Linked DNA regions of Homo sapiens: region 1 is linked to region 2. A link is a loop called in an ENCODE intact Hi-C map of the cell type or tissue named here. Cell type or tissue: Calu3. All regions are shown on one strand. Each heading gives the region's core, and the rest is flanking DNA. Links, peaks and the distances in the headings are about the cores only.

The links. Hi-C counts contacts between places; a loop is a spot of excess contacts. Peaks named below come from ENCODE experiments on the same cell type or tissue, not always from the same donor. Only the 100,000 strongest peaks of a DNase experiment are listed, where the experiment ranks them.
Region 1: it touches region 2 in a loop (3-fold over the local background); 4 of 110 quality-filtered maps call a loop at or near these places.

What each region holds. Positions count from the first base shown.
Region 1 is chr15:55,159,396-55,175,626 of GRCh38, forward strand. No RefSeq gene overlaps it. Among named protein-coding and RNA genes, the nearest start is that of RSL24D1, 29 kb to the right of the region's middle. In Calu3, for the core only: a CTCF peak has its summit at 9,160 (motif pointing left); a DNase peak (open chromatin) is centred at 9,156.
Region 2 is chr15:53,887,189-53,903,419 of GRCh38, forward strand. It overlaps LOC105370827 (a long non-coding RNA gene), which reads right to left. Exons shown (of 3, transcript XR_932272.3): 3 at 15,700-15,856. It also overlaps a transcript of UNC13C not described here. Among named protein-coding and RNA genes, the nearest start is that of UNC13C, 83 kb to the right of the region's middle. In Calu3, for the core only: no CTCF peak of the experiment used is centred there; a DNase peak (open chromatin) is centred at 6,443.

The DNA.
Region 1 (16,231 bases), core at 5,058-13,057, 1.3 Mb after region 2:
TGGAAAACCCCAAATACCTTAGATATTCCCAAAAACTGTTAGAACTGATAAAAATTCAGTAAAGTTGCAGGATACAAAAATCAACATACAACAATCAGTACTGTTACTGTATAGAAATAAACTATCTGGAAAAAAAGAAAAAAGAAAATCAAGATAATTCTATTTATAACAGTAACAAAAAAATTTCAATACTTGGGTGTAAATTTAACTAAGGAGGTAAAAAACCTGTACACTGAAAACTATAAAATACTGATTAAAGAAACTGAAGAAAACACAAGTAAGTGGAAAGATATTCCATACTGATAGATTGAAAGAATTAATATTGTTAGAATGTCCACACTACCCAAAGCAATCTACAGTTTTAACACAAAATTCCCATCAAAATTCCAATGTCATTTTCCACAGAAATAGAAAAAACAATCCTTAAATGTGTATGGAACCACAAAAGACCACAAATAGCCAAAACAATCTTGAGCAAAAAGAAAAAAAGCTGGAGGCATCTCACTACCTGATCTCAAAATATATTATAAACCAATTGTAATCAAAACAGCATGGTATCACATAAAAACAGACACATCTACAAATGGAACAGGATGGAAAAGCCCAGCCCAGAAATAAACCCACACATTTGTGGTCAACTGATTTTCAACAAAGTTGCCAAGAATATACAATGGGGAAAGGAGAGTCTCTTCAATAAATGTGATATTGGGAAAAGTGGATATGAAATTAGATCCTTGTCTCACATCATATACAAAAATAACTCAAAATAGATTAAAAACTTAAATGTAAGATCTGAAACTGTAAAACAGCTAGAAGCAAACACAGGAAAAAAGCTCTACATCATTGGTCTGGGAAACAGCTTTTTTCTATATAACCCTGAAAGAACAGGTTACTAAAGTAAAATCAAGCAAAGGTAATTGCATCAAACTAAAAAGCTTCCGCAAACAAAGGAAAAAACAGAGTAAAGAGACAGCCCACAGAATAAGAGAAAATATTTTCAAAACATGCATCTGACAAGGGGTTAATATACAAAATATATACAGAACTCAAGAACTCAAACTATTCAATAACAAGAAAAAACCAGGTTTTTTTTGGTTTTTTTTTTTTGTTTGTTTTTTCAGACAGAGTCTCGCTCTGTCACCCAGGCTGGAGTGTAGTGGCGTGATCGGCTCACTGCAAGCTCCGCCTCCAGGGTTCACGCCATTCTCCTGCCTCAGCCTCCAGTGTAGCTGGGACTACAGGCGCCCGCAACCACGCCCGGCTAAATTTTTGTATTTTTAGTAGAGACGGGGTTTCACCATGTTAGCCAGGATTGTCTCCATCTCCTGACCTCGTGATCCACCGTCTCAGCTTCCCAAAGTGCTGGGATTACAGGCATGAGCCACCGCACCCAGCCAACAACCACATTTTTTTAATGGGCAAAGAACCTGAGCAAACATTTCTCAAAAGACAACATACAAAAGGCCAACAGACATGAAAAAATACACAAAATCACTAATGATTAGAGAAATTAAAACCCCAGTGAGATTTCATCTCACACCTGTTAGAATGCCTTTTATCAAAAAGATGGAAGATACATGTTGTTGAGGATGTAGAAAAAGGGGAACTGTTGTACATTGTTAGTAGGAATGTGAATTATATAGCAACTCATAGAGAGTAGAGTCATGGTTGCCAGAGGCTGTGTGGTGAGGTGAGGGAGGGGATGGGGAGTTGCTGGTCAGAGAATACAAAGTTTGATAGAAGGAATAAGTATTGAGATCTATTGCACCGCAAGGTGACTATAGTTAATAATAACGTATTACATATTTCAAAATAACCAAGAGAGTAAATTTCAAATATCTCACCATAAAAATGACAGGCAAAGGAGATGATGGACATATTAATTATTAATAGCTTGATTTAATCATTCCACATTGCATATATCAAAACATCACATTGCATCCCCATAAACGCATACAATTATAGTTTTTTAATATTAATTTTTTATAAAAGAAAGGGCTGTTTTGTTGCAATTAGCCTTTGCTTTGAACAGATAAAGTACACCCTTCTTAGGATGCTTCTGCGGGCTTCCAGAAGAACCTCTGCTTATTCAGTGCCTCTGTCCTAAGTGACACACCCCAACCCAACTCCCCCTCAACTCTCCACTCTTTTCTCATTCTACCAGCTCTGTTTCCTGTTTATAGTATTACTTTACCTTCCAGACCACTTCTCCAGCTCCAAGACCCTGTTTCAGCTCTGGACTATGATTTGGCACTCAGTTCCTAGTTAGGATGCCTCTTGCCACTCTCAGTAAATATGCTGTTCAATTCAGCCTGGCCCATAAGTGGCCTGCAGGTCCTTGTGGCCAAGGTCCCCACCCTGTGGCCAAGGCCTGCCCACAAGCAGAATCTATGCCACTGAGAATCCAGTCAAGCAGGGAAAGTCCCTACAGCAGCTCCATAAAGCTGCAGACTTTGTGAAGGAGGAAATCTGAACCCCGATCCAGAACAAATGCCTGAGACAGCAACGTCCTGTCCCCTGTCTGTGCTGTTGGTGCGATACCTGATGATAACCAACTCTTGGTCTTGAGGAAAGGGAGAGAGTCATGAATAGTGTTTCATCTTAAACAGCTCCCCAAGGCCCACAATAATGGTTACTACAAACAAATGCCCATTTTTGGATGAGTGATGGAACACTGGTTTCCCCTATGGCAAATGGCCAGTGATTGAAAAAAGGAATCCTAAATTATATTGTATGCAGCCTTACCAATGGAAAACCAAATGAGAGTCCTCAAAAAAAAAATAAAAATTTGTTTGTTTTTTTTTTTAACCCAGCCATCCCATTACTGGGCATATACCCAAAGGATTGTAAAACACGCTGCTATAAAGACACATGCACACGTATGTTTATTGCGGCACTATTCACAATAGCAAAGACTCGGAACCAACCCAAATGTCCAACAATGATAGACTGGATTAAGAAAATGTGGCACATATGCACCATGGAATACTATGCAGCCATAAAAAATGATGAGTTCATGTCCTTTGTAGGGACATGGATGAAGCTGGAAACCATAACTCTCAACAAACTATCGCAAGGACAGAAAACCAAACACCGCCATGTTCTCACTCATAGGTGGGAATTGAACAATGAGGACACATGGACTCAGGAAGGGGTACATCACACACTGGGGCCTGTCGTGGGATGGGGGGAGTGGGGAGGGATAGCATTAGGAGATACACCTAATGTAAATGACGAGTTAATGGGTGCAGCACACCAACATGGCACATGTATACATATGTAACAAACCTGCACATTGTGCACATGTACCCTAAAACTTAAAACATAATAAAAAAAAAAAGAAATTTGTTCTTTACTGCTGGAATTATTCACAGGAAATAGAGCCTAGTTATTATCTTTTGATACCAAATAAATGTCTATGAAGGGAAGATAAAACATTATTTCTAAGGATATAGCTGCCTTTACCCATTCTCCTATGTATTTATGTTCTAGGTAAATGTATTTTTATTTGACTAAGAAACATTATTACAATATTGGATTCATAAAAGTAGTTGGAATTGTATTTGCTCATTTCCTACTTAATAATATTTTGAGAAATCTTGGTCATTTAAAACTCTTTAAGCATAGTGTTGGAGAAATAAAACTACCTGAGAGGAGCTCAATTTATTCAAGCCACTCTAATTATCTCTACACTAGGCTGCTACCAAATGGCGTCTATTTTTACAAAACAAAGATTTTGAAGAGGAAACGTTCCCCTTGCAAGTCTGTTCAAACTATCCTGTCCCTCTTGGAAAGGAGCAGTATAAGCCTCCTCCCACTCTTAGCATCTAGCTGCCTTTCTGAACACCAAGATATGCTGGAATTCCCACAGAGGAAGCTCCAGCATGTTTCTCTGAAAGGCTGGGTTATCTACAAACTGGTCCAGGTCAAAGCAGGAGATGTTATTATGCTGAAACAGAGGTAGCATTGTGTGATGACATGAAAACAGCTAAGAGAATGGAGGCCTGGGTTCCAGCCCTAGGGCTACCTTTAACTGGGTATGTGACCTTGAGCAAGTCTGTGGGGCCTTTATGAGTTTCAGTTTGATCATCTATCCTAGGGGAATAATAATATGGGCCCTTCAAACTGTGCAGGGTTGTAACACACCTTAAATGAAAGAATTATGCAAACGTACCCTGAAAAAGTTTAGATCTCTGTAAAAATGCCAGGTTGCAATCACCACTGAATGAAATCTCATGGTATTTGGGGAGACAGCTAGTTCTAAAAGTTACAGAACCTGAGTCATATTTGCTCCATTCCCTGGTATATAATCTGAAATCGCTTCTTGATGCTTTATTGATGAAAAATATCCCAAGTCTTCCTCGTAAACACATTTTTCATGATTATTTTCTTTCACAGTGTTTTTCTATTCAAAATCAACAGCTGAATAATTCAACCCATGTCTGTAAGCCCACTGCCTTCTGTTGGCAGGACTAACAATGGAGATGGGAAAAAATGAGGGCAGAAGAGAGCAAAGCCATCCCTTTTTGTATTTCCATCAGAGAGCTTGCCTGGAGTCTGTCCTAGGTCCTTAGCTTCTCTTATTGGTGAAAATATTCCCTGTTACAGCTCTTGTCACTGCCTTGGAGACATTTCACCCTGACTGGTAGGCTGTCACATGGCTGTCAGTGGCCTCAGCGGGTTCGCCTACCTGCTTGTATTTCATTTCACATCCGTGCAAATTGCAGCAGTAAGGTCAGCCGGAGAGATGCGCAGCCTTTCCACCGCACCTTCAGCAGAAGCCCACTTCATGCCCTCCTCTGCTCACCATTCGTCAGCCTGGGTCCTCAGGCCCTTATTTTCTGCCCAGTTCACACAAACCCTATTACTTATTTTTCTCCTCTCCAGCAGGGGAGCAAAGCTACATTGCCGTCTGGAAACACAATTCCTCCTGTAGATCAGACCGAAAGAATGTCTCATCTTCCCAGTAGTTTTTCTTATCTTTAGAAGAAAAATCCAAAGTGACTTTGGCTGTGGTCAATCATTAGACCTGAAGTCACCAACTTCATTTGTCTGTTTTACTCTTAAAATCAGGGTGACAGGAATGTTCTCTTGGCAGCTGGCCAGCCCTTCCAGTATTATTGCTGTGTCTTCAGCAAGCATGAAGTTTGGGGTTAGAGTTGAGAGTCCTGGAGACCTCAACATTTTCCCAAGGCTGAAGTTCTGCCAGCATCTTGGGCAGGTTACTAGTTTGCTTCCCTTTAGCCAAAAACTCGAGTATACCAGATTCTTGGGCAAATACGGGTTATCAAAAATGAGTCAGTCCTTCAGTAGCATGTAAGAAAATATATACGACTTTCCTCTTGATCACCATCTCCCAAAAGAACAGTGTGTCTTTTAAATGATTGTTTTCCATGGCAACTTCCTCTACATTGAGAGTCACAAGAGTGGTCCAAAGTTGGCCCAAGAAAACCTGTACCTTTTACTCCCAAGTTGATTTTTCAAGCATCTCAGACCATTACAGACCAGGTCAGCTTTCTCAGCTCTTCTCTAGTGAGAAAGGGTCTCCGGAAAAGTCGGTGAGGACAGCTACTCAGGTCTTCCATGGTCAGTTTAGGAAAACAGATCAAAATATTTTATGAGGTGTAAAAATAAGCCATGAAAAATTGTATACTTCAGCAGAAAGCCCGTGCTAAAATCCCAATACACTGAAAAGTTTCCCTGCAGTAATATTGGTCCACATTTCAGAAGGCTAGAGGGAAAACACTAAGAAATAATTTTCTTGTTCAAAGAATAATTTGTTCTCTGGTAGAGCTGCAAGTTTAAGCAGTATTTCATAATGGAACCCTTTGGGAAAGATTTGAAACAAAATAAGCTACAATCATTCCCTCATTCATTATTCAACGGTTATTTATTGAACACCTACTACATGCCAGGTTTGTTGGAGACTCAGTGAGGTTTCCAAAGATGAATCAACCCTGCCTGGATCCCAAACTAGGAATTTGACCAAACTCATTGAAGAGGAAAACGTCAGCATTAGCAGTAACAACATAAAACTTCCTGTTTATCAAGTGCTAGGAACTATGCTGGATATTCTCTTCCCAACAGCCCTACCAGAGAGGTACAAGTGAAGTCAGTGAGATTAAGAGACTTCTGGTAAACTGGCCAGCATATACACAGCTAGTGTGTGGCAGAATCAAGATGCAAACCAGGGCCACTCTGACCCCAAAGCTTTTGATATGATAAGCACCGCAAGGTTCACTCTGAGAAAGCTGACTGGCAGTGCTAGAAGGGGAGAAATTACATCTCAGCCTTTCTTTAACATGGGGTTTCAAAAGCAATGTTAACCTAGACTTGGTGGTGTCACCTTAATACACATGTAACATACAACTTTTCTCATCCTAGGAATGAACCTGGCAGCTCACTTCAGTTTCTCATGCTCACTTATTTTTGTAAATGTTACTGATTGGGTTATGGATCTTAACATCTTTGGACTGGCTACTTTGTCCTGACCTCTCCCGTGGCAATCAGTTCTAATTTCATTGAAAATGCTACATGTTCAGTCTGTCCACTTTCCTAGATCCCCTTTTTCTTTCCTGGCAGAAACCTTTACCATGTGGTTCCCACGGGGTTATTCCATATCCTCCCATATTAGTCCATTCTCACGTTGCTATGAAGAAATACCAAAGACTGGGTAACTTACAAAGGAAAGAGGTTTAATTGACTCACAGTTCTGCATGGCTGGGGAGGCCTCAGAAAAATTACAATCATGGCGGAAAGCACCTCCTCAGGACGGCAGGAGAGAGAATGTGCCAGCACAAGAAATGCCAGATGCTTATAAAACCATCAGATCTCGTGAGACTCGCTCATTAACACGAGAACAGCATGGGGGAAATCGCTGCCATGATTCAATGACCTCCACCTGGTCCCACCCTTGACACGTGAGGATTATTACAATTCAAGGTGAGATTTGGGTGGGGACACAGAGCCAAACCATATTGCTTCCTTTCCCTAAGAACAGGATCAATCCAGATAACCTGAATATTCCATTCCCACTGACCACAGTGATTGGTTCAGATACGAGAATGGGACCCACTCATACCAATCAGTCTGGAATGCCAAGGAAGAGAGTCTCTTGCCACTGGGTGGTAAGTTGGAAGAGTGTGAGTTCAGAGCTCAATTTGCCATCTTTCCCCACATACACAGCTGACGGACAGAGTGTGTGCACCCTGACAACACCACAAAGTGTCTGGCCCCTCGTACCTGAGGCTAACTGCACATCTGGTCTTTTCAGTATGGAATGCCAATAAGTGCCTTCTTTCTAGAAGCTCTTTTGAGTTGGGTTTCTGTCACTAGAAATCACAAAAATTCTAACACATTAGGGCAGTTAGTTGTCTACAGAATTCTTTGATTATGTGTGCCCCATCACTAAAAAATTTTGCTCACCCTTAGTATATGTACATTTATTATATACTTGTATTGTGGCACAAACATTACAAAGCATACACAAAACATATATGTTATAAAAGGATGATTAAAAGCTAAATATAAATAATAGCTTAATGTTTTCTTTCTGAATCCCTTTGAATTACCTTGCAAGCCCCTGAATAGCCACATCCCACTTTAGAGACCACTTCATTAAAGAATAGTACCAACCTAATGGTTTACAACCTGAAGCCATATTGGAAGGCTTTTCTTCAGAATGCCAGTGTTGTCAATAATATGACTGCAGTCTAACAGAAACCTGCAGAACCAAATTCTCCTATTATAAGCAGATGCCCGATCATTAGCTTTTAATTATATATTTAAATTGCAAATATTTCAAAAAAGAACAGCATTCCAAATTGACACATCTGGAACTCCGTGGAAAGGGAAAATGATCTAAGCAATAATTCTGGACAGAGCCATGTCTACTGTCTTCTACCTAGAGAGCAAACAGGAAGAAACACTATTCAGTTTCCTGAGGTCTGTGTGGAGGCAATCAATGCAGTAAGAAGAATCATAGCAAGAGTGTGAAGGCCCATGCCTATGAAGAAACACCATCTTTGTACTTATAAACTGCTCAATAAAAGTTTCCTAAACAGAGTTAGGAGGATAAGAGATATTGGGCAGTACTGAGAGAAAAATCAGAGCTCAGGACTTAAAAAATAAAGCAGTTTCTATTGGTGATGCATTCTAGCCTGTCGCTTTGCTGGTGATTGGTAGAGATGAAAGTCATTGAAACTTGGAAGACTGGGAATTTTAGAAAATGGGATGATGAGGAGCTCAATAACGTCCTCTCCTTTTCAAGGCCATCGCTGAAACCCTCGCTGCCCTCCCCATGGAATTAACTTTCTCATAACTTGACTTTGGTGCCTGTCACACTGTGTCATAGCTAGGTGACCTTCATCTAGCTCTTTCACCTAGCTGTAGGTATTTTGACTACATTTCATTCATCTCTGCATCCCTAAGGCTTGCTTAACACAGGACGGGGCAACTTCTGTGATGAACAAATGCATGCATTACCCAGCTGAGAGCCAAAAAAAAAGAAATTTATTTAAGGCTTTTGTTTGGCAAGAGATAAAACAGTAAGAACTCCAATGTACAAGGAATACCATTCCAAATAGAGAACTTTCTCATCTCTACCTGAAGATGTAAAGTGGATAAGAAATGGTGAGCCTTATGTGAGTCACTTTAAACCCATATGTGGTAAGACCTGCAGCCTGAGTCTACTGCTTCAAAAGGCAAGAGGTACCTTCTTATACCTTCTTATGCCTTCTCAATGACACATTAAAATAAGGAAAATAAAAATGGAAAATATTCAATATATGTGATAACCTCTTTACATGCATCAACAAAAAATATAAATATGTACTATCATCTCCAATTTACAGATGTGAAAACTGAGATTTGCAGAGGTCAAATAACTTACCCAAGTTAACAAAGTCAAAATTCAAACACAGAATTGTGTGACTTCAAAACTGTGCTTTATTAGAGGTTTCATTTGTTAAGCAGCCCCTCTCCTCTAGGTGGCCCTAGCTGTAATCCCTCTCAACCAGGATGCAGGATTTGATCCTTGGGTCCTTGTTGACTACGTTCCCATTTAACCCCTTTGCTGACTGACATCCTGTCTTTCTGAGCCTCTAGGATTGGTAGGACAGCACCTTTAGGAGTCCTGATTCTAGCAACTCTCTGCTGCCCCCACCTGGCACCCAGAAGCACATACTTGATCATTTCAACCTAATAAATCCCTCACTAGCACTATCCAATAGCCACAATATGTAGCTAAGTTTTCAAGAAGCTACATTAACAAAGTAGAAAGAAATGGATGAAATCAATTTTCATTACTTTGTTTGGGACAGGGTCTCGCTCTGTGGCCCAGGCTGGAGTGCAGCGGCCTGACGTGATCTCGGCTCACTCCAACCTCCAAGTCCCAGGCTCAGGTGATCCTCCCACCTCAGCCTCCCGAGTAGCTGGGACTACAGGCGCATGACACCACGCCCTGCTAATTTTTCTATTTTTAGTAGAGACGGTTTCGCCATGTTGCCCAGGCTAGTGTCAAACTCCTGGGCTCGAGCAATCCTCCACCTTGGCCTCCCAAAGTGCTGGGATTACAGGTGAGAGCCACCACGCCTGGCTACATTTTTATTTAAACGTATATATCCAAAATATTATTTCAATACCAAAAATTAATGATATTTTACACACTTTTTCCATCAAAATCTGGTATATATTTTTACAATTAAAACACATCTCAGCACCATGGGGAAAGGTATATTTAAACACACACACACGTAATTAGCCGCTTTTTAAGCACTCAGTTACCACGTGTGGGCTAGTGGCTGCTATAGTCGACAACTTACCCTGAGACACTAAATCCACTTTTCATGTCTGGTGAAATAAGTAAAGTGTTTCTGTCTGGAGAGAAAATGGCATTACCAAATTTAAATACTTAGCTAATGTGTTCCACCAAATCAACCTGGATTATGATAGAAGTCTATTACTTGAGAGGCAATCTTAATATAATGAGGAAAGCACGGGCTTACTGGTCAGATGATCTCAAGTTCAAATCCCAGCAAAACCACAGATGAAAGGATCTTCACTAATTGTAATTGTGAGAAAGCAGGCATTTATTTAATGGAAAATTAACACTCAGCAAATGGATAACAACTTGTGGTACATTTATATGATGGAATATTATACCTCATTTAAATTAATAAGCTAAGTCTACCTGTATGCACAACATGGATATAACAATAATAATGTTTCGTGAAAAAATATGATACAATAGGACATCCTCACATGAGATCATTTTTTAAAAGTATAAGTACTTGCAAAATAATATAATATATTGTTTGTGGATATAGACTGACGAAGCTAAATTATGAAAACACGCCTGAAAAGGTAAATATCCACTTCAGAAGAGTGGTTCTCCCCCCACCCACCACCCCCACCGCAGAGAGCAGAGAAATCTGCTGGCCCCTCACAGGGGACCAAAGGAAGGATGCTCTACAATCGGGGAAAAGGGGCTATAGGCCCTGGGAAAGTTGGCTTGCCTACCTGCTGCTCTTCTCACAGAAATGCCTCTTTTTTTTTTTTTTTTTTTTTTTTTTTTTTTTTTTGGAGACTGAGTCTCGCTCTGTCACCCCAGGCTGGAGTGCAGTGGCACAATCTCAGTTCACTGCAATCTCTGCCTCCCAGGTTCAAGTGGTTCTCGTGTCTCAGCCTCCTGAGTAGCTGGGATTACAGGTGCCTGCCATCATGCCCGGCTAATTTTTGTATTTTTTTTTTTTTAGTAGAGAAGGGTTTTCATCATGTTGGCCAGTCTCACCTCGAACTCCTGACCTCAAGTGATCCAGCCGTCTCAGCCTCCCAAAGGTCAGCCACCACAACTGGCCAGAAATGCCTCTTTAAAAAGACATCTGATGAAATACTATAATTTCTAAGTGTTTGAATGTTGTTATAATTATTAATCATTGACACGTTAATCATTTCCATTTAGCTTCTTATCAATCACTACAATTCTTAAGAATAAAATGTCTGCCCAGAGATAAGAATGTGGAGTCGGAAGATGCTTTATTACTAGAAATATTAAATCAAGATGAAATTGCAGAGTTGTTCCAAGACAAAAATGTAAAGGCACTTTCTGGCCCTTTCTATTGAAAACTAAAAGGAATTTGAAAGGGTAGTTACTGCTGTTAATGTTTCACTGCGCGACAATTTAAGGAATTTACTTTGTTATAATACATCTGACATTGCCTCAACTCCCGTTCCAATCACAGAAATGCCTCCAATAAAATACATGCCAGGAATTAAAAACACTTTATTATTATCATTATTCCTTTAAAGGGGATATGGGGAGTTCTTTGTGCAGTCCTTGTGATTTTTCTCTAAGTTTGAAATTATTTCAAAATAAATTTTAATTTAAAAAAAGGGGGTGGTTCTCTAGGGGTTCTCTGAATGGAGAGAAATGGAACACAGTGTGGAAGGGGAGACTTCAACTGTATTTGTGATGATTTATTAAGAAGGAAGAGGAGGAGAGGGAAAAGAAATTCTAAGACCAAAACTCGGGCAGTTAACAAATGACTACACGTCAGGAAGCCCCTTGCCTGAAGAACACCATTTGTTCAGCCTCTCTCTCCTGTTAGTTTTGAAGGAGCAAACCCATCCAGTGCAATTCTTTTTTTTTCTTTCTCTCTCTCTTTTTTTTTTTTTTTTTTTTTTTTGAGATGGAGTTTTGCTCTTGTTGCCCAGGCTGGAGTGCAATGGAGCAATCTCGGCTCAACACAATCTCTGCCTCCTGGGTTCCAGTGATTCTCCTGCCTCAGCCTCCCGAGTAGCTGGGATTACAGGCATGTGCCACCACACCCAGCTAATTTCCTATTTTTAGTAGAGATGGGGTTTCTCCATGTTGGTCAGGCTGGTCTCGAACTCCCAACCTCAGGTGATCCGCCCACCTCGGTCTCCCAAAGTGCTGGGATTACAGGCGCGAGCCACTGCGCCCGGCCACAATTCTTAATCTAGAGAGTTTCAGACAAGCTCCGAACCAAAAATCTGTTTTCCAAGGTAGCCCACCTTCCCACATGGCAAATCTGTCCTTCAACGACACTGGCTTGGAGAAGGTTCGAGAAGCACAAAGGGGTAATTGCTAAATATTGAACTTCCTAGACAAGTCTGGGAAGAAACAACTTTCTGAACCAGCTAATAATTTAAGTTAAATGGAGCATGAAAAGGAGTGCCTCCACAGTTTACTCAATCTGTAGGATTTCTACAGAAAGCTATACCCAGAATAAGAAATTTTTTAGTAATTAATGCAAAGTCGCTTGTCCTGCAGGCACTTGGATTTTAATACAGTGCTTACAGAGGATTTATTCCTAGACATCTTTTTTAATCAACATCTCCTAACCCATCTGTGCTTCTGCAGTGAGGTTTCTAATGCTGAAGTGCTATGACTATTTCCATTTGCTCCATTATAATTATGCAAAACCATGTGTTTTGTTCTGCCTGATCCCAGTTCAATTTAAACACTGATTAAATTGGAAATAAATTAATGTGGTGCAAGTGTTGATGGAATCATCATAAACTGGCACTTACCCCTGGAAACAAACCATCCTCTAATGAATTAATTGTACTCTTTATTTAGGGAGAACATTAGATGTAATCAAATGGAGTGCACACATATTCACAGGCCCAAATAAATGGGTATGTTACAAGTGTGATAGTAAATTAAGTTAATTTCAAGAGGCTCTCTAGCACAGGATACACAGGCTGTAATTAGAAAAATAAGGAGTCCAGTAAAAGAAAACATATGATCTGCCTTGCCCATTTGACAACACCTTGTCCTTCCAAGGTAATGTGACTTTCAATCAAAGAGAATGGGGATGATTAATTCCTTGATTAATAACATGTACACATTCAAAGTAATGGAAATTCTAGATATTCACCAGAGAAAGTTTCTGCAGACACCACAGGAGTCTTCTACAAACCAGTATAATGCCACAGGCCCTGGGTTCCTTGCAGATAAAATTTGGAAGCTCATTAAAGGTATTTTATGGCTAATCTTTATTTCCATGAGCGTCTTATAAAGAGGAGATAGCTAAATTAGCAAGTGCATTTCCACTCCTAGAAATCACAATATTCCAACCCAAACAGTGAGACAACTCTAACCCAGCTTTTCTGGAGATGAGCCTGCACTGGACCTGAAAGGGTGGAGTTCTCAGCAGTTGAGGCATTCTCTGGGCACCCTGCCTATCTTTGGGGACCCTTGCTGAAGGATGGAAGGGGTCCCTCTAGTTTCCTTCAATTAGAACCCATGAACTTCTAAGAACACGCTATTCAAAATAAGGAACAGATTACTTTCCTGGATGGATAGAGCTCACAATTAAGTGGGCAAGTACAGCAACCCATGTTATGGGAGTAAACCAGGCCCAGGCATAACCCAGGTTCCCTCCAAATAGAGGCATCACAGATACAGGCAATGAGGTGTGCACAGGTAAGGAGAGCAGTAGGAAAATAAAAAGATGCCTGAACCTTTTTAGAAAAAAACCTTCTCAGGCTGAGATAGGTCCAAAATTTAGCACATTTTAAAATAGTTTTTGTTTTTAATTACAAAGTCAGTACTTCTCATTTAAAGCAACATCTGAATTAACACACAAAGAAAAATAACATTTAAAACATCCATAATGCTATTTATTCAGAAAATATTTGTCCTTGCAATGGTATTTGTAATTGTTTAAAAGCAGGATTTCTAAATCTCAGTACTACTGACGTTTTGAGCCAAATAATTACTTGTGGTAGGGGGCTGTCCTGTGCATTGCAGGATGTTCAGCGGCATGCCTGACTGCTAATCACTAAAGGCCAGTAGCACCAACCTCCACCCTGCTTGTAACAACCTAAAGGGTCTCCAGACATTCACAAATGGCCCCTCAGAGGCAAAAATCACTCCTGCTTGAAAACTACTCTTTTAGAGGAATCATATCATACAATTTTGAAACCAGCAATTTTCATTTAATGTATTGTAAGCATCTTTCTATGTCATTCGACACATGACTGCAGCATCTAATTTAACTAGTCCTTAATCAGTCCTTAACTTTATTTAACTAGTTCTTCTTTTCAATGTTGTGCTAAAAAATATAGTGAATATTTTAGTACGTGCATATTTGGGCACATAATTATTTCCTTACGATATATTTCTTAAGTACAATTTCCGAGTCAAGTTTTTGTATATTTTTTATGTCATTTTTCTTTTAAAACCCTTAACACACCTTGTATCATTTTCCATTTGTGATTGGTGTCAGCCTCTGTGACTTTCTTTCCCTCACTATTCCATGTGTGCAAGGATTGCCATCTGTTCCATTTACTATAATATCCCCACCATGTCTAGAAGTGCCTGGCACATAGTAGCACCTCAATAATATTCATTGAATGGGTGAATGGATAACCGAAAAAATAGCAGTTAAACTTTCAAACACTTTGCAGGTTGCTAGTTTTGTAACTCACTCATCTTATCCAAAAATAAACATTTGAAGTTGATCCCAAAGTAATAAATAGGCTATAAATATATCTTGCTTTTAGAGAAGAGGGAAGGGTATTAAGAAGAGGTAGATTAAAAGTCCAAAACCTAGATAGGAGCGGTGGATCACGCCTGTAATCCCAGCACTTTGGGAGATTGAGGTGGGTGAATCACTTGAGGCTAGGAGTTCAAGACTAGCCTGAGCAACATGGTGAAACCCCATCTCTACTGAAAATACAAAAATTAGCTGGGCAAGTGGTGGCAGGTGCTTGTAGTCCCAGCTATACTCCGGAGACTGGAGCAGGAGAATCGCTTGAACCCAGGAGGCAGAGGTTGCAATGAGTCGAGATCGTACCACTGTATTCCAACCTGGGCAAGAGTGACGCTGTGTCTCAAAAGAAAAAAAAAAAAGTCCAAACCCGAACACTTGGGTTTCAAGGCTGCAGTTAGAGTGAAGAGATTTTGGTGGAGATAGGGAAGCAATGAACTATTTATTAAATCCCCATAGCTCCAGAGCTTCTTTAAAAAGTAATACTTATTTACTACCCTCATGACTGTAAAGCTCCCTTCCTGGGAAGAAAATAATAAAGACAGAAAGTGGCTTATTTGTTTTTATAAGTCAGCTAAGAAATTCAGAAGATGCTGCTTTGACTAAATCATTTGTGTTTTATGATGGAAACCCTCCAAAATGAGATTGAATAGTTCATCTGCACTAACACACTGTACCTGTCCATATCTCACTAATGGACCTTGAACTCCAATGTCATTGGGGAAACACAAATCTGATGGTAGAATGTCTTAGTCTGTTTGCTGCTGCTAAACAGACTACCTGAGACTGGGTAATTTACAAGGAAAATAAATTTGTTTCTTACAGTTCTGGAAGCTGGAAGTCCAAGGCTGAGGGACTCGCATCTGGTGAGGGCCTTCTATCTGCGGCATTCAATGGCAGAAAAGCAAAGGGCAAGAAAACACATGGGAGAGACAGAGCCCACTCCCAGAGCCATTTTTTAAAGGCGTTAAACCCACCCACAAGAGTGGAGCCTTCATGGCCTAATCACCTGTTAAAGATACTGTGTCTCAATACTATTACAATGGCAACCAAATTTCAACATGAGCTTTGGAGGGAACAAACATCCAAACTGTAGCAAAGAGGTTCTGATAAAATGCTTCAAGTAATATTCCACTTACTGCTATGCCTGTCCACAGATGGTACAACTCACTTATCTTGGAATAAAAACCCCAATGTCCTCCCTGCATATGTCCTCTTCACCTCCTTTTAAAGTTAGGTGAGTTTTTGTGTGTGTGATAAACCATGCACCAATGGAAGGACAAGATTATGATGAGTGCCTCATTTAGGATCCAAGCAGAAGTCTTAGCCAGGCCTTCATAATTGGGAGAATTAAAGATAAAATATGTAGATCCTGGCAAATGGACCATGCAATCCTCACTGTTTAATTCCAAGGTCGCATCGACCCAGAGAGAATATTAATCAAACTCCAATAAAAAATGAAAACGATTGTCTTTGTACCCTGTTTTACAGCTCAAGGAACATCCAGCTAACTATCATAGTGCAGTCCTATTAGGTATTTGGAAAATTATGTAACTGCTACCGTAGTTATCCAAGCATCAATCTAAAAATGTTCTCATTATTTTGGTGAGCCACTTGATAACATAAATACAGTGTTTCACAACATGCCTCTTGAAAAGGCACTATTTGAAAACACCTTTACATTAATTGCCTAAACTAAGAAATTCTAGCTA
Region 2 (16,231 bases), core at 3,073-11,072:
GGGTTATGGAAACTGTCTGTACTATCTTCTCCATTTTGTAAATCTAAAACTGGTCTAAAAATAAAGTTTATTAAAATATTGACTGCATTAAAAATGTCAGTTATTGATATCCTTAAAATCCCCCGTTATTTAATATGTTTATTCTTTTTATTCTAAGGTAATTCATTTTATTATAGGAAATGTGAGGAAACAAAGTATATTAGGGGTAAAATAAACACCCCAAACCATTATATTAAGTGTAACTCTTATTAACATTTTTTACTGCTTATCCTCTTTTTTAGATATACATGGGATTTCATGATTTTTGCTTTTTAATAAGTTGAAGACGTATCAGATATGACATTAATATTAGGCAATCCCCTTTCTTCATGTTGCATGGGGTCTGTTTCTTTTTGTTTTTATTATACTTTAAGTTCTGGGGTACATGTGCAGAACATGCAGTTTTGTTACATGTGCCATTGTGGTTTGCTACACCCTTCAACCCACATACATTAGGTATTTTCTCCAAATGCTATCCCTCCACTACGCCCCACCCCCCGATAGTGTGATGTTCCCCTCCCTGTGTCCATGTTTTCTCATTGTTCAACTCCCACTTATGAGTGAGAACATGTGGTGTTTGGTTTTCTATTCTTGTGATAGTTTGCTGAGAATGAAGACTTCCAGCTTCATCCATGTCCCTGCAAAGGACATGAACTCATCCCTTTTTATGGCTTCATAGTATTCCATGGTGTATATGTGCCACATTTTCTTTATCCAGTCTATCATTGATGGACATTTGGGTTGGTTCCAAGTGTTTGCTATTGTGAAGAGTGCTGTAATAAACATACGTGTGCATGTGTCTTTATAGTAGAATGATTTATAATCCGTTGGGTCCATACCCGGTAATGGGATTGCTGGGTCAAATGGTATTTCTAGTTCTAGGTCCTTGAGGAATCACTGCACTGTCTTCCACAATGGTTGAACTAATTCACATTCCCACCAACAGTGTAAAAGTGTTCCTATTTCTCCACATCCTCTCCAGCATCTGTTGTTTCCTGACTTTTTAATGATCACCATTCCAGCTGGCGTGAGATGGTATCTCATTGTTGTTTTGATTTGCATTTCTCTAATGACCAGTGATGATGAACATTTTTTCATATGTTTGTTGGCTGCATAAATGTCTTCTTTTGGGAAGTGTCTGTTCATATGCTTTGCCCAATTTTTAATAGAGTTTTTTTTTCTTGTAAATTTGTTTAAGTTCCTTGTAGATTCTGGATATTAGCCCTTTGTCAGATGGATATATTGCAAAAATTTTCTCCCCTTCTGTAGGTTGCCTGATCACTCTGATGATAGTTTCTTTTGCTGTGCAGAAGGTCTTTAGATTAATTAGATCCCATTTGTCAATTTTGGCTTTTGTTGCCATTGCTTTTGGTGTTTTAGACATGAAGTCTTTGCCCATGCCTATGTCCTGAATGGCATTGCCTATGTTTTCTTCTGTGGTTTTTATGGTTTTAGGTCTTATGTTTAAGTCTTTAATCCATCTTGAGTTGATTTTTGTATAAGGTGTAAGGAAGGGCTCACGTTTCAGTTTTCCATGTATGGCTAGCCAGTTTTCCCAACACCATTTATTAGATAGGGTATCTTTTCCCCATTGCTTATTTGTGTCAGGTTTGTCAAAGATCAGATGGTTGTAGATGTGTGGTGTTATTTCTGAGGGCTCTGTTCTGTTCCATTGGTCTAAATATCTGTTTTGGTACCAGTACCATGCCGTTTTGGTTTCTGTAGCCTCGTAGTATTGTTTGAAGTCAGGTAGCATGATCCCTCCAGCTTTGTTCTTTTTGCTTAGGACTGTCTTGGCTCTGCGGGCTCTTTTTTGGTTCCATATGAAGTTTAAAGTAGTTTTTTCCCAATTCTGTAAACAAAGTCAATGGTAGCTTGATGGGGATAGCATTGAATCTATAAATTTCTTTGGGCAGTTTGGCCACTTTCACGATATTGATTCTCCCTATCTATGAGCATGGAATGTTTTTCCATTTGTTTGTGTCCTCTCTTATTTCCTTGAGCAGTAGTTTGTGGTTCTCCTTGAAGAGGTCCTTTGCATCCCTTGTAAGCTGTATTCCTAGGTATTTTAATTCTCTTAGTAGCAGTTGTCAATGGGAGTTCACTCATGATTTGGCTCTCTGTTTGACTGTTATTGGTGTATAGGAATGCTTGTGATTTTTGCACATTGATTTTGTATCCTGAGACTTGGCTGAAGTTGCTTATGAGTTTAAGGAGATTTTGAGCTGAGACAATGGGGTTTTCTAAATATACAATCATGTCATCTGCAAACAGAGACAATTTGACTTCCTTTCTTCCTATTTGAATACCATTTATTTCTTTCTCTTGCCTGATTGCCCTGGCCAGAACTTCCAATACTATATTGAATAGGAGTGGTGAGAGAGGGCATCCTTGTCTTGTGCTGGTTTTCAAAGGGAATGCTTCCAATTTTTGCCCATTCAGTATGATAACGGCTGTGAGGTTTGTCATAAATAACTCTTATTATTTTGTGATACATTCCATCAATACCTAGTTTATTGAGAGTTTTTAGCATGAAGGGTGTTGAATTTTGTCAAAGGCCTTTTCTGCATCTATTGAGATAATCACGTGGTTTTTGTCATTGGTTCTGTTTATATGATGGTGTATGTTTATTGATTTGCATATGTTGAACCAGCCTTGTGTCCCAGGGATGAAGCCAACTTGATCGTGGTGGATAAGCTTTTTAATGTGCTGATAGATTCGATTTGCCAGTATTTTATTGAGGATTTTTACATCGATGTTCATCAGGGATATTGATCTGAAATTTTCTTTTTTTGTTGTGTCTCTGCCAGGTTTTGGTATCAGGATGATGCTGACTTCATAAAATGAGTTAGGGAGGATTCTCTCTTTTTCTAGTGTTTGGAATAGTTTCAGAAGGAATGGTACCAGCGCCTCTTTTTTTTTTTTTCTTTTTGAGACGGATTCTCACTGCGTCACCCAGGCTTGAGTGCAGTGGTATGATCTTGGCTCACTGCAAGCTCCGCCTTCTGGGTTCACACCATTCTCCTGCCTCAGCCTCCTGAGTAGCTGGGACTACATGCACCTGCCATCACGCCCAGCTAATTTTTTGTATTTTTAGTAGAGGTGGGATTTCACTGTGTTAGCCAGGATGGTCTCAATCTCCTGACCTCGTGATCCACCCGCCATGGCCTCCCAAAGTGCTGGGATTACAGGCATGAGCCACTGCGCCCAGCTACCAGTTCCTCTTTGTACCTCTGGTAGAATTTGGCTGTGAATCCATCTGGTCCTGGACTTTTTTGGGTTGGTAGACTACTAATTACTGCCTCGATTTCAGAACTTGTTATTGGTCTATTCAGGGATTTGACTTCTTCCTGGTTTAGACTTGGGAGAGTGTATGTGTCCAGGAATTTATCCATTTCTTCTAGATTTTCTAGTTTATTTGCGTAGAGGTGTTTATAGTATTCTCTGATGGTAGTTTGTATTTCTGTGGGATCAGTGGTGATATCCCTTTTATCATTTTTTATTGTGTCTGTTTGATTCTTCTCTCTTTTCTTCTTTGTTAGTCTGGCTAGTGGCCTATCTATTTTTTGACCTTTTAAAAAAACCAGCTCCTGGATTCATTGATTTTTTGATGGGTTTTTTGTGTCTTTATCTCCTTCAGTTCTGCTCTGATCTTAGTTATGTCTTGTCTTCTGCTAGTTTTTGAATTTATCTGCTGTTGCTTTCCTAGTTCTTTTAATTTTGATTTTAGGGTGTCAATTTTAGATCTTTCCTGCTTTCTCTTGTGGGCATTTAGTGCTACAAATTTCCCTCTACACATTGTTTTAAATGTGTCCCGGAGATTCTGGTATGTTGTGTCTTTGTTCCCATTGGTTTCAAGGAACATCTTTATTTCTGCCTTCATTTTGTTATTTACCAGTAGTCATTTAGGAGCGGGTTGTTCAATTTCCATGTAGTTGTGTGGTTTTGAGTGAGTTTCTTAATCCTGGGTTCTAATTTGATTGCACTGTGTTCTGAGAGACTGTTTGTTATGATTTCCATTGTTTTGCATTTGCTGAGAAGTGTTTTACTTCCCATTATGTGGTCAATTTTAGAACAAGTGCGATGAGGTGCTGAGAAGAATGTCTATTCTGTTGATTTGGGGTGGAGAGTTCTGTGCATATCTATTAGGTCCACTTGTTCCCGAGCTGAGTTCAGGTCCTGGATATCCTTGTTAATTTTCTGTCTCGTTGATTTGTCTAATATTGACAGTGGGATGTTAAAGTCTCCCACTATCATTGTGTGGGAGTCTAAGTCTGTAGGTCTCTAAGAACTTGCTTTATGAATGTGGGTGCTCCTGTATTGGGTACATATATATTTAAGATAGTTAGCTCTTCTTTTTGAATTGATCCCTTTACCATTATATAATGTCCTTTTTTGTCTCTTTTGATCTTTGTTGCTTTAAAGTCTGTTTTTATCTGAGATTAGGATTGCAACTCCTGCTCTTTTTTGCTTTCCATTTGCTTGCTGAATATTCCTCTGTCCCTTTATTTTGAGCCTATGTGTGTCAATGCATGTGAGATGGGTCTCCTGAATACAGCACACCGATGGGTCTTGACTGTTTATCCAATTTGCCAGTCTGTGTCTTTTAATTGGGGCATTTAGCCCATTAACATTTAAAGTTAATATTGTTATATGTGAATTTGATCCTGTCATTATGATGCTGGCTGGTTATTTTGTCCATTAGTTGATGCAGTTTCTTCGTAGTGTTGATGTTCTTTACAATTTGGTATGTTTTTGCAGTGGCTGGTACCGGTTGTTCCTTTCCAAGTTTAGTGTTTCCTTCAGGAGCTCTTGTAAGGCAAGAGCCTTACACCACCACCAGGTGGTGACAAAATCTCTCAGCATTTGCTTGTCTGTAAAGGATTTTATTTCTCCTTCACTTATAAAGCTTAGTTTGGCTGGATATGAAATTCTGGGTTGAAAATTCTTTTCTTAAAGAATGTTGAGTATTGGCCCCCGCTCTCCTCTGGCTTGTAGGGTTTCTGCAGAGAGATCTGCTGTTAGTCTAATGGGCTTCCCTTTGTGGGTAACCCAACCTTTTTCTCTGCTGCCCTGAACATTTTTTTCTTCATTTCAACCTTGGTGAATCTGATGATTGTGTGTCTTGAGGTTGCTCTTCTCGAGGAGTATCTTTGTGGTGTTCTCTGTATTTCCTGAATTTGAATGTTGGCCTGTCTTGCTAGGTTGGGGAAGTTCTCCTGGATAATATCCTGAAGAGTGTTTTCCAGCTTGGTTCCATTTTCCCTGTCACTTTCAGGTACACCAATCAAATGTACATTTAGTCTTTTCACATAGTCCCATGTTTCTTGGAGGCTTTATTTATTCCTTTTTATTTTTTCTCTAATCTTGTCTTCTCACTTTATTTCATTAAGTTGATCTTCAGTCTCTGATATCCTTTCTTCCGCTTGATTGATTCAGCTATAGATACTTCTGTATGCTTCATGAAGTTCTCGTGCTGTGTTTTTCAGCTCCATCAGGTCATTTATGTTCTCTAAACTGGTTATTCTAGTTAGAAATTCATCTAACCTTTTTTCAAAGTTCTTAGCTTCCTGGCATTGGATTAGAACATACTCCTTTAGCTCAGAGGAGTTTGTTATTACCCACCTTTTGAAGCTTACTTTTGTCAATTCATCAAACTCATTCTCCATCAAGTTTTGTCCCCTTGCTGGTGAGGATTTGTGATCCTTTGGAGGAGAAGTGGTGTTCTGGTTTTTGGAGTTTTCCGCCTTTTTGAGCTGTTTCCCCCCATCTTTGTGGATTTATCTACCTTTGGTCTTTGATGTTGGTGACCTTCAGATGGGGTCTTTGAGTAGACTTGCTATTCATTTCTGTTTGTTAGTTTTCCTTCTAACAGTCAGGCTCCTCTGCTGAAGATCTGCTGGAGTTTTCTGAGGTCCACTCCAGACCCTGTTTGCCTGGATATCACCAGCGAAGTCTGCAGAACAGCAAAGATTACTGCCTGTTCTTTTCTCTGGAAGCTTTGTCCCAGAGGGGCACCTGCTAGATGCCTGCCAGAGCTCTCCTGTATGAGGTGTCTGTCAGCCCCTACTGGGAGTTATCTCCCAGTCAGGATACACGGGGGTCAGGGACCCACTTGAGGAGGCATTCTGACCCTTAACAGAGCTTGAATGCTGTGCTGGGAGGTTTGCTGCTCTCTTCAGAGCTGTGAGGCAGGAATGTTTAAATCTGCTGAAGCTGCACCCATAGCCACCCCTTCCCCCAGGTGCTCTGTTCCAGGGAGATGGGGGTTTTATCTATAAGTCCCTGACTGGGGCTGCTGCCTTTTTTTCAGAGATGCCCTGCCCAGAGAGCAGAAATGTGGCAGTCTGGCCACAGCAGCCTTGCTGAGCTGCAGTGGGCTCCGCCCAGTTTGAACTTCCTGGCAGCTTTGTTTACACTCTGAGGGTAAAACTGCCTACACAAGCCTCAGCAATAGTGGATGTCCCTCCCCCCACCAAGCTCAAGCATCCCAGGTCCATCTCAGACTGCTGCTGTGCTGGCAGCAAGAATTTCAAGCCAGTGGATCTTAGTTTGCTGGGCTCCATGGCATGGGGCCCACAGAGCCAGACCACTTGGGTCCCTGGCTTCAGCACCCCTTTCAAGGGGAGTGAACGGTTCCGTCTCGCTGACATTCGAGGTACCACTGGGGTTTGGAAAAAAAACTTCTGCAGCTAGTTTGGTGTCTGCCCAGTTTTGTGCTTGAAACTCAGGGCCCTGGTGGGGCAGGCACTGGAGGGAATCTGCTGGTCTGTGGGTTGTGAAGACCATGGGAAAAGTGCAGTATCTGGGCTGGAGCACACAGTTCCTCAGGCTCCTTCCCCCACGACTTCCCTTGGATAGGGGAGAAAATTCCCCGACACCTGTGCTTCCCAGGTGAGGCGACACCCCACCCTGCTTTGGCTCGCCCTCTGTGGGTTGCACCCACTGTCCAATCAGTCCCAGTGAGATGAACTGGATACCTCAGTTGGAAATGCAGAAATCACCCACCTTCTGTGTCAATCGCGCTGGGAGCTGCAGACTGGAGCTGTTCCTATTTGGCCATCTTTGCTAATATTGGTATTTATTTCTTAATGGCTTAATAATAGTCAGTTGAATGAATGTACAACTGTTTACCTAAATATTCTTATAGTTGCTTTGGCAGACACCGTAGGTTGGCTCAACAAACCCAACCCCTTTATCCCTTTCCTGATTACTATAGAGAAAGTGAAAATCAAGTATCAATTTTCCAGCTTTCCTTATAGCAAGAAGTGGTCATCTGACTGGCCTGGAGTTATGGGCGAAAGTCTGCTGGCACAGTCACTTTCCCCTCTTACGCCTTGAATGGAGGCATGATGGTTGAAGTTGTAGCTGCTGTCTGAGAAAATAAGGAAGACAATTGTTGAGAGACCTGAGTATCTTGAGACTTCTTGCTATTATGGAAATAGACCCCCATTTATTTATGTCACTTTGGTTGGGTTTTGTTTTAATTATCAGTAGAAACATTTCTTTCTGAAATATTTATTTATTCATTTATTTGACTGTAAATGAGTTTTTTATAATTTTGTAAAACTTTTATTATAGCAAACTTTTGATATTTACAAAAGTCAAGAGATTAGTGTAAATTATTGCCCCATTAACCCTTCACCATGTTCAATAATAATCAACTCATGGACTATATTATTTCATTTAAATATTCCTTGATCACAATTTGTTCCACATAGTATTATATTGATAATTATGTTTATCAATATTACATTAGATATCACTAGATAAATATGTAATTATCTAGTGATCAGTTTCCATGAATAAAGCTTTTACTGTTATTAGGATCATTCCTTAGAAATTTTTTGTCGAGGCTGGGCGTGGTGGCTCATGCCTGTAATCCCAACACTTTGGGAGACCAAGGTGGGCAGATCACTTGAGGTCAGGAGTTTGAGACCAGCCTGGCCAACATGGTGAAACCTCGTCTCTACTAAAAATATAAAAATTAGCTGGGTGTGGTCGCAGGCGTCTGTAATCCCAGTTACTCTAGATGCTGAGGAAGGAGAATAGCTTGAACCCAGGAGTCGGAGGTTGCCACTGCACTCCAGCCTGGGTGACAGAGTGAGATTTCATCTCAAAAAAAAAAAAAAAAAAAAAAAAAGAAAGAAATTTTGTGTCATGTAATGGTCTTTGTCTTTTGGAAAACAGGTTGTAAGTAATTTAGGCATGGTCTACTACTGCGTAAATCTTAGAAGAGATCATTGAATGTTCATAAATTGATAAAATAAAAACATATATTTTATAAATATATTTCAGACTGTTTTAATAAACATAATTAAAAGATATCCCAGCTGAAGTAAGCTGTATATCTAATTAGTAATACATACAAATCCCTTGTAGACAAGTTTTCTATTCTCCAGCTGTCTGTGAGATTAGAATGTGTGCAGATAGCTGAAGAATGAATAGTGCTTTTTGTGTTTCTTAGGCATTACAGACGAGAAGGATTTACTCGACTTTGAATTCATTATATCATTACTATTTCCTCCAGTTTTATAATGTCAATTCCAAATTATTCAAAGGTTTGTGAAATTGCTGTTCTTTGAGCATTGAAAATATGAACTAAGACTAACATTAATCCATTGTTCAATCTTAATGTCTTTAACAAAGATCGGTCTCTTGTAAAATGTAAAAAAATTAAGTCTGAGTCTGTAGGTAAGATTGAGGCCACTTAGTCCAGTATATTTTAACTTTAGCATTCTCTTTCTTCAGAGCTCTGCCAACATTTTATTTGATTTTTACTTTAAAATGCATCTCAAACAAAATGATAATAAAAACAACACATGAATTTAAATATGCTAATGTCCATTAGTGACCATCATCAAGTCAACTTTAATTGCCAATGTAGAGTTCCTTAGGAGAACACTTCTCTAGTCATCTTCATGAATACATTTGAATATCATATAAACACATTTTTCGTTGAAAAGTGTGTAACTATCACTGTTTCATTTGGTGTTTGATTTTCACCTTACTTGTAAGAAATGTAAAAAAAATACTCCTAGAGCATATATGTACCAAATACAATTAAGTGACAGTAAGGCAAGATCTAATAATGAATTGTGCCACAGTCTTTCATTGTAGTGTTAGCACTTCCTCTAAGTTGAGTGCTGCTGTGCTCTTCTGGTTCAATTTAGTCAATTTTTCTGAGCTTGTGTATTTGTTTAGCAAAGGTGTCATTTGTAAATACTTCTTTGTGAATCAGTATTTTCTTCTTAATGTTGGATATTAGTATGAGTATTATTACAATATTCAATGTTATTATCATAATAATACATGGGATGGTGAAGTGGATATATGTTTTTCACCCCTAAGCCTTATGGCAGACTAGATACTTACTTAATTTCCACTCCATCCCTCTTCCTTAAAGGGAACCAGGTCATGTTCAGGGCAACTAGTTGCTCAGCTGAAAAGTATTCATGTTTCTCAGCCTCCCTAAAGATGTAAGGAGTGCCTGCTGTGGATTTTTAGAAAATTCTGGCTTTCTAAATGTGGGGACTATCCCATATTCTTTAGCAATTCCTTTTTTATTATGTCTGGCATCATCTTCCATTAGCATTAAAAACCACACCCTAAGGTGAATAGAAACATCAGAGACACCCGGGACACTGATGACCTCATGAAACTACTCCACCTGTCCTGGATGACCTACCTCCTAACTTTTTCTCTAATGAGAAAAATAAACTTCTATTTGGGAAGCCAACATAGTTAGGTTACTGAGGTTTTCTGTTACATGTAATTACTTTAAGACTGTGGAAATCACTGACAGAGTCCAGCCTCCTCATTTTGTAGAGAAAGTAACTGAACCCTGCTTTCCTCCCTCACTTCATAATACCTTATCCAACAGTGAAACTATATGTTTATTTACTATTTGTCTTCTTCACTAGAATGTAAGTTCTATGAGGTCAAGGACTTGGTCTTTCTTATCTATTGCTATATCCCTAGCACCTAGAAGTCTTGTCTCACACAGAGGAGACAATCAAGCTCATTGAATAAATGAAAGAATCAGTGAGTCCTCAATGGGGTCCAATGGACTGGATCCGGAAAATGGTAAAAATAGAGATTAAGATCCAACCTCCTGATTACCAGCTCAGTCATCTCTCATTATACTACTTGATGCTTTGGGAACTTTTTCGAGTACATGGATAGCAACAATAATTTTATACATACATTTATTTTATTGTTTCCTTGTTTTTGTAGGGATGAGGGTCTCACTATGTTGTCTAGGCTAGTCTTGAACTCCTGGCCTCAAGTGATCTTCCCATCTCAGCCTCCCAAATAGCCAGTATTATAGGCGTGTGCCATGGAACCTGGCTATACATACATTTAAATGGCAATACATTACAACTCAACTGAATTGATCCACAAGGTCATCACACTGTTATAGCATCATCTATTCAGGCCTTACCCAATGCCATTTTGGCCACTTTTCCTGAATTTCCTTGATGAGAAGCTATCCCTTAAATGACACTCTACGTAGACCCCTTTCTTGGAAAATCAGAAAGTGTATTAGCATATTAAAAGTTCTTCTATGTGCTGTAATTTAAAAAATCCATTTAACTTTACCTTGACACTTTCCAGATTTATTTTCTCTGAGAATGCCCCGACCGCCTTCATTTTCTGTCTAACCCCTACTAAAAATCCTGGGGGATTAATGTTGTACTTTGAAAAACTCTTGGTCTTGATAACTGTAGTTCTAGTTGAGTATTTTAAGTCCTTTGATTTTGTATAATAAAAACCTTGCTGAGCACTGGCATCTTGTGATAAAAATGCTGCTCTATACAAATGTTCTCTTATTGGGCTAACTCTTCCAGCTGTGAGACCCATGCTGATAGTTCAATATAAGATCTTCTACATTACTTCCTCCTGCTGGTGCACATAGTCCTAAAAATGCAGACTTTCTCCTTTTATACAGAGATAATGACCACCACAACCACCACCACCATCATCATCATCATCATCATCATCATCTTCTACTGTTAAAGTTGGGACTATTCAATTATTTTTAAACCAGTCATGCTTATCTTTTAAATATGGTGCTAGTGAAACTATTTGAAATGATCAGGGTAAGATGGTAAGGTTATTGAGTGCAGCTTTTCTTGACCTAACTGATTCTAAAAGTCTATTGAAATTCTTTTCCAGACACATACACACACACACACACACAAACGCATACACACTAACACACTTTTTTTTCTCCTAATAGCTATATTCTTCAAAAAAATCAAACATTTCCCCAAACAGTAGCCTAAAGAGGGAGGTTACCCTGATCTCTTCTGATTCCCTAGTAAATGAGAAAAGAATCAAAAGGTATTGGCTCCCCAAGGGAGCAGGGAGCTGACTATTGACTGGGCCATTTTAAAGTTAGGTTTTTATTCTGGCTTTATTGAGGTATAATTGACAAAATGTGTATGTATTTAAGGTGTACAATATGATAATTTGATATGTATACATTGTGAAATGATTCTATAATTAAGCTACTTAACACATCTATCACCTAATATTCCAATTTTAAAAAAATATAAGAATACTGAGTATCTACTTCCATAACAAATTTCAAGTATACAATACAGTATTATTGGTAATAACTATGACTATATTCGCTATGCTGTACATTAGAGTCCCAGAACTCATTCATCTTGCAACTGAAAGTCTGTCCACTTTGACCAACACTTCTCCATACACTGCCCCCCACCCCATCCCCAACTGTCCCCCACACCATGCTCACTTCCTCTTGAGGGTTTTGTGCTTATCTCTACTGGCTGGACGTTCTTCCAATGTGTTTCCATATAGTAACCTCATTTTCATCCTTAAAGACTCAGATTAATGTCACATCTCAGAGAAGCATTCTCTGATTATTTTAACACCATCAGTATTCTGTGCACTATATCCTGTTACACTATTGCACTTATTTATGTATATGTTTATTATCTGCCTATGTCCACTGGAATATAAGCTCTTTGAGGTCAAAGAATTTGATTATTGTGTATCCTTAATGCCTAATAGACAGCATCTCATAACAAGTGCTCTGCAAGAATTGCAAGAATCTGTTGACTCTCTGAATAAATCTAAATTGTTATAAACACATCATTTTCCTCTTTGTCTCAAATCGCTTCCTTCAAACCACTTTCCTTGCAAATTAAACTTCTTGAAAATCAACTTCTTGTGTTCAAAAGCATGCAGTAGCTTTGCTTTCTAAAAGAATTACATTCCAAACTTCTCTTCCTGAATTTCAAGAGACCAATTTTCTTAACTCACTCTTCTTATGCAAACTTTTTAGTCACTGTTCACCAAAATGAGCGCTTAGCTGAAAAACCAGTCTCTCTACTTTTTTTTTAGACGGAGTTTCACTCTTGTTGCCCAGGATCTCGGCTCACCGCAACATCCACCTCCCGGGTTCAAGCGATTCTCCTGCCTCAGCCTCCCGAGTGGCTGCTATTACAGGCATGCGCCACCATGCCTGGCTATTTTTGTATTTTTAGTAGAGAGTGGTTGCTCCATGTTGGTCAAGCTGGTCTCAAACTCCCGACCTCAGGTGATCTGCCTGCCTCGGCTTCCCAAAGTGCTGGCAGTCTCTCTGCTTCTGAGATGGTTCCTTTTTAGTTTCTTATCTTGGCTATTGTCCTTCCCATGAGAAAGTCTCACCCAGTTCTGCATGGTTCAAGTCCCATCTCCCCAACAGATAACTACCCCACCCTAGAGAAAGCTCTTCGTTTTCTGCCATATGTATATTTTATTTTATATTGTCATCAGATTAGTATAACATATATCCTATTTCATCTTTGTGTAGAAAATCTCCAGAAAGTCAAGCCTGAATCCTACTATTAAAATACCCCCTCGATCTTCAATCATATTATTCCGCAAATAGTACATCTATTTAATTCAAAATTAATGAGGGACTAGAATGATACCCTATGGATTTAATAAGGAATTATAATTTTTTAGTATTAAAATATAGTAAGCAGTTTATGTTATTAACAATAATGTGTCCCCAGACTTATTCCAGGATTGCAGACATAAGTGTTTAGGATGGCCATACGAGTTATAAAAATTGGAGAAGAGGGCCTGATGTATGAATATCAGACACAGAGGAATATTCTGTACTTAAAGAATTAAACATGTTCTTTATTTTTCTTGAAACATATGGGCTTTTCAGATTATCTTTTCTTTTAGCTTTACTAGCCATGGTGACAGAGAAATGTTTATTTACTGTAAACAATAGTAAAAGCAAGAGTAATGACAAATAGCGACTGCTGTTTGGACTCATTGTTAGGAAACCAGTGAGATATGGTGGGGATTATGAATCACTGTAGCTACACAATTCCTCCAAGGAGGGCAACAGTAGGATGTTCAGGGGATATTGCAGTATAAAAATAGAGGCCCAGTGTTCATCAAACTTCTATTTTTTTTTCACTGTGGGCCAAAAATGCATTATCTTCCACTTTAAATCATCCAACTTTTAAAGACTCAGATCAATGTCCCATCTCAGAGAGTTCAACAGATCTGGGTCCCAAATCTGCAATCTTGATTGTGTACATTTGCAATACTGACTCATAAAATGTACTATGTTGTTAATCAATTGAGCTACAGGAATAGGCACTTCATGCTCCCTGTTTTATCTTCTTTTTCCATAAGGGTTTAACGTACATTCATTTTTTTTCCCTCCTTTTCAACATTAGTCTTGATAAATTACCAAAAGATGAATTTAAAAGTTTGGTATGTATTTTCTCATAACAAAAGTAACATACATCTCTAAAAATGTGGAAAATACTCAAAAACACATATAAAGTATAATAATAATTATTCTATACACATGATTTTTATTCATTTTCTTCTATATTTAATTTATTATATTCGATTAACATAATAGTCATGGGTTTATTTTTTATAAAAAGAATTTCTCCATTAAATTAAAGATTCTTAGTAAGCATCATTTTAATGTCTTCATAGATTTCTTTTTTTTTTTTTTTTTTTGAGATGCAGTCTCACTCTGTCATCCAGGCTGGAGTGCAGTGGCACGATCTCAGCTCACTACAAGCTCCACCTCCCGGGTTCATGCCATTCTCCTGCTTCAGCCTCCCAAGTAGCTGGGACTACAGGTGCCTGACACCATGCCTAGCTATTTTTTTTGTATTTTTTTTTTGTAGAGATGGGGTTTCACTGTGTTAGCCAGGATGGTCTCGATCTCCCGACCTCAGGTGATCTGCCTGCCTCGGCCTCCCAAAGTGCTGGGATTACAGGCGTGAGCCACCATGACCAGCTGATAGATCTCTATTACTTGGATGTGCCATAATTTATTTAGTCCCTCCTCTATCTATAGACAATTAGGTTGCTTCCAGGATTTTTCCTTATAATGAATAATGTTGAAATTAACATTTTTGTATATAAACTCTGTCTTTATTGTAAATTGTTTTATGAGAAATAGTCAATGGAGTCAAACATATGAATATTTTTGAGGCCAAATTGATTTCCAAAAACATTTTGCCAATTTATAATGCCATCAGAAATTTGAGAGTGTATGTTTACTGCACCCAAGACATTTGGATATTCTCATGAATGAAAGTTTAAAGGTAATTGATTATTTCATGTTTTCACTCCTCTCTTCAAGTCTCTCTTATCTCTGACTTATCTCAGCAGACCACTTTTTTTATTTATGGTGAAAATTGAGGATTCCTATCCCTCTATCTACAAAATTAAGTTATTACCCATTTCCATTTTCCTCAATGGAAGAAATGACCTTTATCCTAAGACTAATACCACCACATGTGCATTAGTTTTCACCTCTCCATATATCCTTTAAGATCATGTTCTCTCAGGCATACTTTTTTTCTTCAATATTTTCAATATATCCTACTCTTTTGGTTCTTTCCTCATAGCGTATAATAATACTTAAATTTGTTTCATGAAAAATCCTTTCCTCATCCTAGTTTTCCCTTCTAGTCCAAATGGGCTCTTTTTAGGAACCATTCTCCTTGTCCTCTATGATCCTTTAATACTCCCTAACCCTAATCCCACCTAGGTATACCTTCCTAGATACAGGAGACAGACAGATTGAAGGAGGTTGCAGCCAAATTTCTGCCTCAACAGAGCTGGCAGTTGAGGCCAAGATCTGGCAGTAGTGGAAGAGAAAGAAGACTGATATGGTCAGTAAGTGTACTGAAAAAAGGAATAACCTATCAGTTAGTGATTGCAGAACATAAGGACTTAACATAAATAGTTTAAAGCAGCAGAAAACAAACATGGTAGTAGAAGGAGTAATTAGGGAGAGAAGAAAACACCTGTAATGACGGATGGGAACTATAAAATATTGAGACTAGCAAGTCTGCTTTATTCAATAACTTATTTAATTAACTCATATTAAACACTTTCTACATGCAAGGCAGTGGGAATATAGTGCATAAGGGGGTATATAATTCATTGTCAGTACCAACAGAAGCAAAAAATTTGGAATGATAGAAGCCAATACAGAAACAGATTGGTAAGGGGTCTTCAGAAGGTTTAGGGGGCTCAAAATGCTTGGTGAGTACTGCATCAAATGGATTCTGATATCAACAATAGCAAAAAGGCCAGTGAAATTAATTTTGCAATAATACAAGGTATGAAGGCAGAAAATAATGGCAAAAGAATGGGTGATAGACCAGATGGAGGAAAAATTGAGAAGTAGAAGCTTCAAAGGGTTGGTAGGGACAGTGGTGGGGCTGGAATGCTGGGACATAGTTTCTGATGAAAGCAACTTTGGAAGATGCCAGTGATGATCATACAGTCAATTTGGATTTTGATCCTGTTTGAAATAAAGACAAGATAATGCCAATGTAATTATTTGCTTGTCTAAAACATATTCTCCAACACAGAGGATAAAATAGTCATTAAAAATTCAAATACATTATGGTGACATATAGATATTTGTCTCCATATTGGAACTGCAAAGCTAATGCAGACTGCATAACATCAGATCATCTCAGATTTCAAGATTGGCTTGATCCCAGAAGATGTAACATATTACAATTTCCTGGTGTAAATAAAAGGGCTCAGACATATTGATCGACATAACATGATTCCTTGATGGAGCCTATCAAAATAAATCAGAAGCACATCCATCAAATGTCATTTGAAATATTTCAGGGTTTAATCTCTCAAGAGAAAATGATTTCCATTC